Regions from separate parts of the Homo sapiens genome. Here region 1 is linked to region 2. Evidence: read pairs that join two places in POLR2A ChIA-PET (ENCODE). Cell type or tissue: PC-9. All regions are shown on one strand. Each heading gives the region's core, and the rest is flanking DNA. Links, peaks and the distances in the headings are about the cores only. Region 1 overlaps FAM174B (family with sequence similarity 174 member B). Region 2 has its middle 7.3 kb from the start of LINC00930.

What was found. ChIA-PET counts read pairs that join two places held together with the same protein. Peaks named below come from ENCODE experiments on the same cell type or tissue, not always from the same donor. Only the 100,000 strongest peaks of a DNase experiment are listed, where the experiment ranks them.
Region 1: POLR2A ChIA-PET joins it to region 2 with 6 read pairs; 3 of 35 experiments call an interaction of 5 or more read pairs at or near these places.

The regions. Positions count from the first base shown.
Region 1 is chr15:92,635,387-92,640,756 of GRCh38, reverse strand. The region is part of intron 1 of FAM174B (family with sequence similarity 174 member B); the gene reads left to right. Among named protein-coding and RNA genes, the nearest start is that of FAM174B, 18 kb to the left of the region's middle. RefSeq lists enhancers at 1,028-1,127, 1,891-2,180. In PC-9, for the core only: CTCF peaks have their summits at 1,761 and 1,961; DNase peaks (open chromatin) are centred at 1,486, 2,076, 2,346 and 3,626; H3K4me3 peaks cover 2,601 bases; H3K27ac peaks cover 4,691 bases.
Region 2 is chr15:92,562,246-92,567,615 of GRCh38, reverse strand. No RefSeq gene overlaps it. Among named protein-coding and RNA genes, the nearest start is that of LINC00930, 7.3 kb to the left of the region's middle. RefSeq lists enhancers at 4,310-4,847, 4,848-5,370. In PC-9, for the core only: no CTCF peak of the experiment used is centred there; no DNase peak of the experiment used is centred there.

The DNA of each region.
Region 1 (5,370 bases), core at 66-5,065, 73 kb before region 2:
AGGATAAACACTTTAACCTGGGAGGCAGAGGTTGCAGTGAGCCAAAATCATGCCACTGCACTCCTGGGTGACAGAGTGAGACTGTGTCTTAAAAAAAAACAAAAACCAAAAAACAAAAACCAAAATTTATGATGAGTTGGAAATAGTTCTCCCAGTATATCATTTCCTTTGACTTTTTTTTTTTTTTTTTTTTTTTTTTTTTTTTGAGATGGAGTCTCACTTTGTCATCCAGGCTGTAGTGCAGTGGCACGATCTCCACTCACTGCAACCTATGTCTCATGGGCTCAAGCAATTCTCTTGCCTCAGCCTCCCGAATAGCTGGGATGACAGGTGCCCACCACCATGCCCGGCTAATTTTTGTATTTTTGGTAGAGATGGGGTTTCACCATGTTAGCTAGGCTGGTCTCGAACTCCTGACCTCAGGTGATCTGCCCACCTCAGCCTCCCAAAGTGCTGGGATTACAAGTGTGAGCCACTGCTCCCCGCCTATTTACCTTGACTTTAAGACATTTTTATGTGTTTACATTTATCATCCTTTTTTAAAAAAATGGATTTTGGATTTCTCCCATGTTTTCTTCTAGTACTTCTATGGTTTTATTTTCTACATTTAAGTCTGATCCGTCTAATTTATGCTGATACAAAGTGTGAGATATGGGTGGTTATCAACAAAATATTTAATGAGTTACCTTTTTCTCACTCATTTGAAATGCCATCTTTATCCTATACTAGATTCCAGTGTGTATTTGGGTGTATTTCTGGACTTTCTATTCTGCTATAGCATCTGATTGTTAGTGTGGGATGCCACTGTGTATTAGTCTGTTCTTGCACTGCTATAAAGAAATACCTGAGACTGGGTATTGGCTAATGGTTCAGCATGCTGTACAGGAAGCATAGCAGCTTCTGCTTCTGGGGAGGCCTCAGGAAGCTTCCAATCATGGTGGAAGGCAAAGGGGAGCAGGCACTCACATGGTGGGAGCAGGAGCAAGAGAAAGAGCAAGGCGGGAGGTATCACCCACTTTTAAACCACCAGATCTCTCAGGCACTCACCCACTCACTATCATAAGAACAGCGCGAAGAGGATGGTGCCAAACCGTTCATGAAGGCCCACCCCCATGATCCAGTCACCTTCCACCAGGCCCCACCTCCAGCACTGGGGATTACAGTTCAACATGAGATTTGGTTGGGGACACAGTTCCAAACCTTATCACACTGTGTTCAGTTATTGTAGTTTTACAGCATGTTTTACTAATCTAACTCCTTTATAGAATTTTCATGGCTATTCCATTCTTGCTGCTTCTCCCATCCTCATGAATTTTGGAATCAGCTCATTTAGATCCCCAGCAGAAATTGGTCGGTATCTTACTGCATTTCACTGAGCTTGCAGATTAATTTAGATGGCTTGAAATCTTTATGAGATTGAAACTTCCTAGTCAGAGGCGCAGCGTGCCCTCCTTCTGTTGACACAAGCTTGTTTTGGTTGCTTTTGGTTATCGCGGGAGCTGGCTGGCAACCAAAAGAACTTGCAGGGGCACCTCTGGGTCCTGAGAAGTGTCTGTTGAATGCCGAGTCGTAGGGTTGGGGCACATCCAGAGGTCCGAGGTGAGTTCCTACCCTCTTGTTGGAGTGTGAAGGGCTCATGTTGTGGAGTGTGATGCATCTGGATTCGAGCTCTGCTTGCTTCCTGGGACAGGTCACTCAGTGCCTTCTGGCCTTGGTTTCCTTGCCTTGATAATGGGAGCCCTCCTTGCCTCACTGGCGGGAGGCTGTGATGAGATCACATGTGCATTAGCTGGCACTCAGGGTTGTCGCCTCACAGTGCCTGCTGGTACCGTCACCCCAGTGCTGTGGATGACGCAGGAGGGGCCTGTGTGCCTGGAGGTCATGTGTAGACAGTGCCCCGTGGCAGGGATGTGCCTATGAAGAGGGGCTGCAGGATTCGGAAGAAGGAGAAAACCCAGCCTGGTTGCGATGTCCTGCAATGGCCTCAGGAGAAGTGAGAAAGCCTGTGGCCCCCTGGAGTAAGTAGAGTGAGAAGTGTTAGAGGCTGTGTCATCAGAACCCGGACCACACCTGGCAGGAAGTAGAAATGGATGAAGAAATTCGGGTTCATGACGAGAGGCTTGCTCAGAAGCACACCAACAGGGGAATTGCAGGGCTGACCCCTGAACCTCAGTCGCTGCACTTTGAGTTGGTGGCTCTGACTGTCACACTCAAAACTGAACTGAGTCTAAAGGGTTTAGTCCTGTTTTATTCTCTTCGTGGGTGAGGGCGAGGAAGGAAGGCCTCCCCCTCTGTAGGCTGCCAGGGCCTGGTGTCCTCCCTCGGCCTCCTTGTTTGTATAAGTGGGACGTATGAGCACTCACACGAAACCTGTTTCTGAGCAGCTGGTGAACAGTCCATTGAGTAAACAAACCCTCTGGCTTCAGGATTATATTTCAGACTAAAAGAATTTTGAACCTCTCCTCTCTCTTGTTAGAAATGAGTTTTGGTTCGGATGGAAGGGTGCTTTATCTCTTCTAGAAATTATCTGGCCTTGCCTATTCCTGTGAAGACAATATGGACATTTATTTATTAATAAAAGGACCACTTTACATCTCAACCAGGTTGAGGCCTCCTGGTTAACAGTAGCCTATCTCAGAAAAGAAAGATTCCTGCTGTGGAAGATGGGCCAGCAGTCTTTTCACTTCTTTATTTCCCAAAGTTCGTTCTTTGATGGGGAGTGCTAGCTGGTCTGTCCTTGTAGGCTGCCGTCCCACTGGCCCCCAGCACCACCCAGTACACAGCTGAGGGGACAGGCTCTGGACGTGGGGGCACTGGGCTGCGAACCCAAGTCTGATTGCAAACCTGGGCTCTTTCTAGAACCAGGTGCTTTGTCCTTGAGCTGCGTGTGTCTTTGAGTAAAATGAGGGCCCTGTCCCCAAGGCTGGCCCACTGCCCACGAATGGACCCAGGGGATTTCAGCTTCATCACAGCCGTGTAGTCTCTGCCTTTGCCTCAGGCTCATGGCAGTTCTGGGAGGTGCAGTTGCCGGTTGTTTGTCCTCATTGAAAGCCTGCTTACAGGTAGCCCTAAGCAAAAAATGTCAACTCTGCTTCTGTGTGTGTGGTTCATTGTTTCTATAAGGGGCAGAGTCCTGGGGTTTAAACAGGCTTGAGGATATAGGAAAATTATACTTACATATGGAAGGCTAACTATTAAAATGTGGAAAAAGCCCCAGGAAGGTGTTGTGATTACAGTGGTGGTTTCCCTTCGTGCAGTGCCTTCCCTGAGACCTCGAGGCAGTTAAGGTTTGCTAGGTTGTGTGTGTGACAGAAAACCTGGCCCCGGCTGGCTTTGGTGAAAGAGAGAGTAGCCTTGTAGTTTTTAAGGAGAGCTGGCTTGGTAGTCGATTTAGGACTTGGTCTCTCTCTTTCCAATCTGCCCTCTACCATATTGCCTTTACTTTCTGTTTCTAGATGGTGGCATGATGGCTTATGTCATCTGGGCCTCAAGGCCAGTGGGAGGGACACCCACCTGCCCTGTTCCAGCCTTCACAGCAGAGAGTCATTGGCTCGGGTTGGTCGTGCCTTCCCCTGCCCACTGCCCTGCTCCTCTGCCATTGCCATGGCCTGGGGGGTAGCAATGCCTGGATTGGCTCAGGCTCCAGGCTCACGTCCACTCCTGGAACTGGGGGTGTGGCCAGGCCCATGTGGGAGGGGCTTCACCCAGGGCACAGAGGATACAGATGCCAAAAGGAGGGAGGAAGTGGGCGTGGGCTGGCTGCAAACCAGCACACCTGAGGGAGTCACAGTTTAGGAAGGGTTTGTTAGAAGTGTGTCCAGATTAGTGTGGAATATGAAAATGTGAGCTGTGCAAAGTGACACATTCCAGAGTGTGATGAGGGAGGGCAAAGAGTTTTTTGGCGCTAAAGTCAAGTGGCTGCGAACTCCGGTGAGGCGTGGAGTGGGGCTCTTGGATGGGAGTGAGTGGGGGTGACAGAGCAGGGCATACCAGGGATGACTCAAGGCGACCTGTTGGGGAGGTCTCAGCTGGAGCACCCCCTGGCCCTCTCAGGGGTCATATGTGCTCACTATGCCCTGTGATTTTCCCGAGTTGCTTCCAGTCTATACTCTCAAGCCCCATGCAGCCTATCTCCGCGGCACATTTCAGACCATGGGTAGTTGTGCGGCACTTTCACTCACCCACGTGGGAAGGAGGCCCCACTGAAAGTCTCCTGGTCACTGGACTGCCTGCTTCAAACCCTAGCTCTGCCACTGATTAGCTACATGGCTGTGGGCAAGTCGGCTTCCCTGAGCCTCAGTCTCCTCAGTTGTTAGACAGGGATACCAGCAGCACATGCCTTGAAGCGTGCTTTAGATGTTTTACATTTGATCACAAATTTAAATCGCTTAGCTGGCACCCAGGAAAAGTTAAACTTTTAGGGACTATTATTATTATTATTTTGAGTCAGGGTCTCACTCTGTCACCCAGGCTGGAGTGTGGTGGCGAGATCTCGGCTTGTTGCAACCTCCGTCTCCTGGGTTCAAGTGATTCTCCTGCCTCAGCCTCCCAAGTAGCTGGGACTACAGGCGTGAGCCACTGTGCCCAGCCTTATGGACTATTATTTTAAAAGACACGTTAAAGAATCTACACTTAGAGAAGAGAGAGCCAGACTTGGTTAGGGTTTTTAGGCTTCGAATGCACTCTATTTTCCCATTTTCTCACGTTTTCTCTCTCTCTGAGGCAGAACTGCACTGTTCTCTGAGCCCACTGTTCAGACAGGCTTGCGGATCTGAAGGTATGTGGAAAATGCTGATTGGCTCTGTTCCTAAATTTCCCGGCTTCTGACTGGTGCATAGTTAGTAAAGGAAGAATTCTCCTTTTAATTTGAGAAATGTGCTGGGTGCGGTGGCTCATGCCTGTAATCCCAGCACTTTGGGAGGCTGAGGCAGGCAGATCACCTGAGGTCAGGAGTTCAAGACTAGTTTGGCCTACATAGCGAAAACCCATCTCTACTAAAAATCCAAAAATTAGCTGGGCATGGTGGCAGGCGCCTGTAATCCCAGCTGCTCTGGAGGCTGAGCAGGGAGAATTGCTTGAACCTGGGAGGTGGAGGTTGCAGTTAGCCAAGATTGTGCCACTGCACTCCAGCCTGGGCTACAGAGCGAGACTCTGTCTCAAAAAAAAAAAAAAAAAAAGAAAGAAATATGTGAAGATTTCCTGCACCCTCAATCCCACTTCCCTGTCCCTGCACCCTCAACTCCATTTATACGCTATGAGGTTTCCTGCTACCATCCGCGAAGACCCTTGTCAACACAGCCGGTGCACCACAGCTGGGAACGTGTCTCGATGTCTTTAAACTTCTCAGCAGTCTCAGTTTTATCCCTATTA
Region 2 (5,370 bases), core at 174-5,173:
TGATGAGGTTCATAAATGTGGAAAGGAGAGCTGTATTTCTTATAAATGGTTGCAGCCTGCAGGGTGGCCATTCCGAGTGTCTGCGAAGCATAGCCTCTGGCCAGAAGCCAGAAACAGGCACTTGGAGTGTCAGAAGAATAAAACAAGGATTTGTGCTGAATGAGGTGGCCAAATATATATTCAGCAAGTTATAGGAGGAGCCATGAATATTTACGAAAGAAGAAACACATGTGCAGTTGACCTCCCAGCCCCTTCATGGGTTCGCATGTTAAAAAAATGGTAGTATTAGCAAGATGTGAGGGGGCAGTTTTTGGGTCTCTGACTTCAAAAGATGAAGCAGTGGACACAAAACCCGTCAGTCAGTGCACAGCCTCCCTAGACTGACTAGAACCTCTCAGTGGTTGGTGGTCTCTTATCAGGAAGGAATGCTGCTTGGTTGTTCTGTTGAAACTGCAAAAGGGAGGGACAGCATCAGGTGGTTGGTTGAAATCAGTGGTGAGGTGACTCTTTTGAAAGGGCTGGTTCCAACCCAAATGCTCATCAGTGATAGACTGGATAAAGAAAATGTGGCACATGTATACCATACTATGCAGCCATAAAAAAGAGTAAGTTCATGTCCTTTGCAGGGACATGGATGAAGCTGGAAACCGTCATCCTCAGCAAACTAACACAGGAACAGAAAACCAAACACCACATTTTCTCAAAAATGGGAGTTCAGCAATGACAACACATGGACACAGGGAGAGGAACATCACACACTGGAGCCTGTTGTGGGGTGAGGGGAAAGGGGAGGGAGAGCATTAGGACAAATGCCTGAAAACGTAGATGTCAGGTTGATAGGTGCAGCAAACCACCACGACACATGTATTCCTATGTAACAAGCCTGCACGCTCGACACATGTATCCCAGAACTTAAAGTAAAATAAATTAATTTTTAAAAAGAGAAAGGGCTGGTTCCTGCTTAGCCTTTAGAGAAGAAAGCCTAGCGGTGGTTAGCAAGGGACGGGCTCTGATGAGGCATGTTTGACCTCCCATTGCATCAGGGCTGGGACTCAGTTTTAAGGTTTTTTTGGGGTCCCCTTGGCCAACAGGGGGGTCCATTCAGTAGTCTGGGGTGGGGGGAAGGGCTTAGGATTTCATTTTTATTTCTCAGAATGTACTGGAGATTCGTTAAATGATTATGACCAAAATGCTCATAGAAATATGGGCAGTGAAGGCCAGGTTGATGAGGTCTCAGATGAAAATGAAGAACTTATTGGGAGCTGGAGCACAGGTCACCCTCGTCACACATTAGCAAAGAACTTGGCTGCATTGTGCCAATGTCCTAGGGCTTTGTGGAAGGCTGAGCTTCAGAGTGATGACTTAGGGTATCTGGAGGAAAAAAAATTTCTATGCAGCCAAGTATTCAAGAAGTGGCAAGGCTGCTTCTACCAATCTAAGATCAGATATGGGGCAAAGGAATGACTTAAAGTTGGGACTTACAATTTAAAGGGAAGTAGAGTGTAAAAACTTGGAAAATCTGCAGCCTGGCTCATGGTAGAGAAGGAAAGAACATTTCAGGAGAGGAACCCAAAGGATAAGAATCCAAGAGGCATGAGGAACAACCACTTGCTGGAGAGGTTAGCATGACAGAAAGGGAAGCAGGTGCTACTAGTCAAGACAATGAGAAAAAGGCCTCAAAGGCACTTCAGAAATCTTCCAGGCTGCTCCTCCCACCGCAAGCCCAGAGGCCTAAGAGGACAGACTGGTTTCAGGGACGAGGCCAGGGGCATTGCTACTCGGTGCTGCCTTGGGTTGCTGCTTCCCTTATCCCAGCCAGAGGATGGGAACATCCCAGGTTAGTTACAAGGGAAAATGTGGGGTTGGAGTCCCCACAGAGAGCCCCCGCCAGGGCACTACCTAGTGGAGCAGTGGGAATGAGGCCACTACCCTCCAGACTCCAGAATGGTAGAACCACTAGCAACTTGCACCTTAGCCTAGAAAAGCCACAGTTACTCAACTCCAACCTGTGAGAGCAAGAACAGCAGCTGTACCTTGCAAAGCAGGCACAGAGGCAGGGCTGCCTAAGCCCTTGCGAGCCCATCCCACACAATCATGTATCCAGGATTTGGGACATGGGGTCAAGGGAGATTATATTGAAGCTTTAAGATTTAATGTCTTCCCTGCTGGGTTTCAGACTTGCAGAGGCTTGTTGCCTCTTTCTTGTGGCCAATTTCTCTCTTCTGGGATGGGAATATTCACTCAATGTCTGTGTCACCATTGTATCAATATATTGGGAGTAAACAACTTGTTTTTGATCTTACGGGCTCATAGGTGGAAGGGAATTGCCTTGAGTCTCAGATGAGACTTTGGACTTTTGAGTTGATGCTGGAATGAGTTAGAACTTTTGGAGACTATTGGGGAAGGATGACTGTATTTTCCAATGTGAGAAGGACATGAATTTGGGGGGCAAGGAATGGAATAATATAGTTTGGATTTTTGTCCCCTCCAAATCACATGTTGAAATCTGATCCCTCATGTTGGAGGTGGGGCCTGGTGGGAGATGTTTGGATCATGGGGGTGAATCCTCCATGAATGGCTTGGTGACCTCTTCATGGTAGTGAGTGAGTTCTCACTCCATTAGTTCATGTGATAGCTGTTGTTTAAAGAGCTTGAACTTCCTCCCTTCCCTCTTGCTCCCTCTCTCACCATGTGACACACCTGCTCGCCCTTTACCTTCCACCACAAATGGTAGCTTCCTGAGGCCTCAGCAGAAGCAGATGCTGGCACCGTGTTTCTTACATGGTCTGCAGAATGGTGACGCAAATAAACTTCTTTTCTTTATACACTGCCCAGCCCCAGGTATTCCTTTATGGCAATGCAAAATGAACTAACACACTGGTGTTTTTTTTTTTTTTTTTTTTTTTTTTAAGACAGAGTCTTGCTCTGTTGCTAGGCTGGAGTGCAGTGGCACAATCTTGGCTCACTGCAACCTCCGTTTCCGGGGTTCAAGTGATTTTCCCGCCTCAGCCTCCTGAGTAGCTCGGACTACAGGCGCCCGCCACCACGCCCAGCTAGTTTTGGTATTTTTAGTAGAGACCGGGTTTTGCTGTGTTGGCCAGGATGGTCTCTTGACCTCATGATCTGCCCGCCTGGACCTCCCAAAGTGCTGGGATTACAGGCGTGAGCCACTGTGCCCAGCCGGTGTTTTTTAAAATCAAGATTTTAAAGCTGCAATGGACTGTTTCCTGTTTCTTTCAAAATCTCTGGTAGAGGCCCTTCCACTTTCCTGTTGACTCTAGAGAGTCCATCCCAGCCTGTGGTTTTCGCCTTCCTAGACAGCTGGGTGATTTCAGCCAAGACACTTAATATCTGTTAAAAGGCAAAACGCATCATAGCAATCTCACTGGTTATTTCTTGCAATGAATGGGAGAGTGTATATGAACAGGTTTTTTAAAGAAAAGTAGGAGAAGTGGCAAATTGACCTCCATGATAAATAAAATGACATCACTTATTCTAAAAGTTAATATTTCAAGGAATAAGGTAATCTTTAGTGTTTTATTTCCCGGGACAAATGCTGTGTTGCATTTATACATCTTAAATGTTTTACTGGGGTCAGTGCTGTGATCTTAGATGGGCCGTTAAAACTAGCAAGGAACCTTTCATTGATATCCAGCGTTTAGTATATTTGCATCTAGTGACTCCTTGTATCTCAGCTCCTGAGGGTGGGGCACATAGTGGAGCAGGTGACCCTCAAGTTCCAACCCCTGGGTCTCAACCTGTTACAACTGCCCCCACCCCCACCATTCCCGCTCCCTGACAACCCTGGGTTGCTAAGGTGTTCCTTTGAATGGGGTGTGTGTATGTCAGGAGATACAGCTCCTGAGTCTTTGATGGTTGGAGGGTGGAATGACCTCAGGGTTGTGTTCAAACACTCACCAAAAGCCCAGTCTGGCATAGGATCTTTCTTTGAGGCAATGGCAAGAAGGATGCCCCAGCAGTGGCTGACCCAATTAATTCACTCCACTGCAGGACATGTGGGCTCTGCTTCTCCAGCGTCTCAGATAGAGTGTGGGCCGGCAGCTGAGAAGATAGCAGTTGTAGCAACTCTTAACCCCCAGCTCCTGGGGTTGCCTTGGACAGAAGCCAAAGGAAGGAGAGGAAAATACACAGGAGGTGTGCTTTGCACATTTTTTTCCCCCTTGAGAGAGGGGGAAGATTGTGAGGGAGAACAAAAAGTCTGTGGAAAAGGAAAGCCTTGCTTATTTATTTTAAAGGAGACTAGAGGAGGACAAAACACCATGACCTTGGGGAGAATATTGTCTGTTGTATTTGGGTGCTCATTATCTACGTGGCACTGGCTAAGTACTCCAACTGGGTATAGATTTCTCAACCCCAAGCCCCAGTGTGCATGAAATCCTTTCTGTAACTTCATTTCTATCCAGGACTCTCATTTCATCCCATAGTAGAAACTTAATTCAAGATCATTCAGCCAATCTGAGTTTTGTCTGTCTGTCTGTTTGTTTGTTTTTTGCATGCTTGGAATTTGGCACCTTTTTGCTTTCATCCCCCATCTTTCCTTCCCCAGGACTTGCACCTGAAATCTGGGGGCCTCAACATATCCCATCAAGACATTGGGGGTGGGAACAGTGAGAGGGTGAGTGGTGGCACACAGGTCCTGGGTGCTGGTTCTTTTGGGTGCTGAGTATGAGGCCTTCTCCCAGGCACTTCCGCCTGTGCCATCTCAGCTTCACTCTCCAGAACCCCCATGAGACTGCAGGCCCGCTAGCCTCACTTAAGGCCCTGGAAATTTCTGCTTTGCTGCTGCCTTCCCCGACAGGCCTATGAGCAAAAGCCCAACCCTCGCCACTTTCCTGCGTCCCTCTGGATAGCTCCAGCCTTGGGGCTGCTCTGCCAGATCTGTCTTGCTTTCCTCCCAGCTTGGGAGCTCACCTTGCCCTGCCTGTGGTCCAGCCCTGGCGCCATCTCCCTCTCCAGGGTGTCCAAGCAGCAGGGCAGGAACAGGGAACTTTCAACAAGTCTTCCAAGCCAAGCTTGGCTTTCCAATCCTCTCCAAAGACACTGCTTTCTTTCTCTGCATTTCTTCTGTTACTGCTCACCCAGGGCAGCAAGTAGACACTGCTGGGCAAAGTGGAGTAGTTGAGATTCATAGATGTTACTGCACTTGACCCGTCTTTAAAAAAGGACTCATGGATGTGTATTTAAAGTCTTGTTTGTTGCTTGCACAGTCTCACTGCTTCAACTGTTTTGAAATATGTGCTGAATCCTACTCTGTGGATTTCTGAAAAATTTCTCTCTGGCAAAGCATCTGAGAAAATGTGATATTTTATTATTTTAGCCTGAGAATTTGGCTCCTGTAATAGTAGGTCC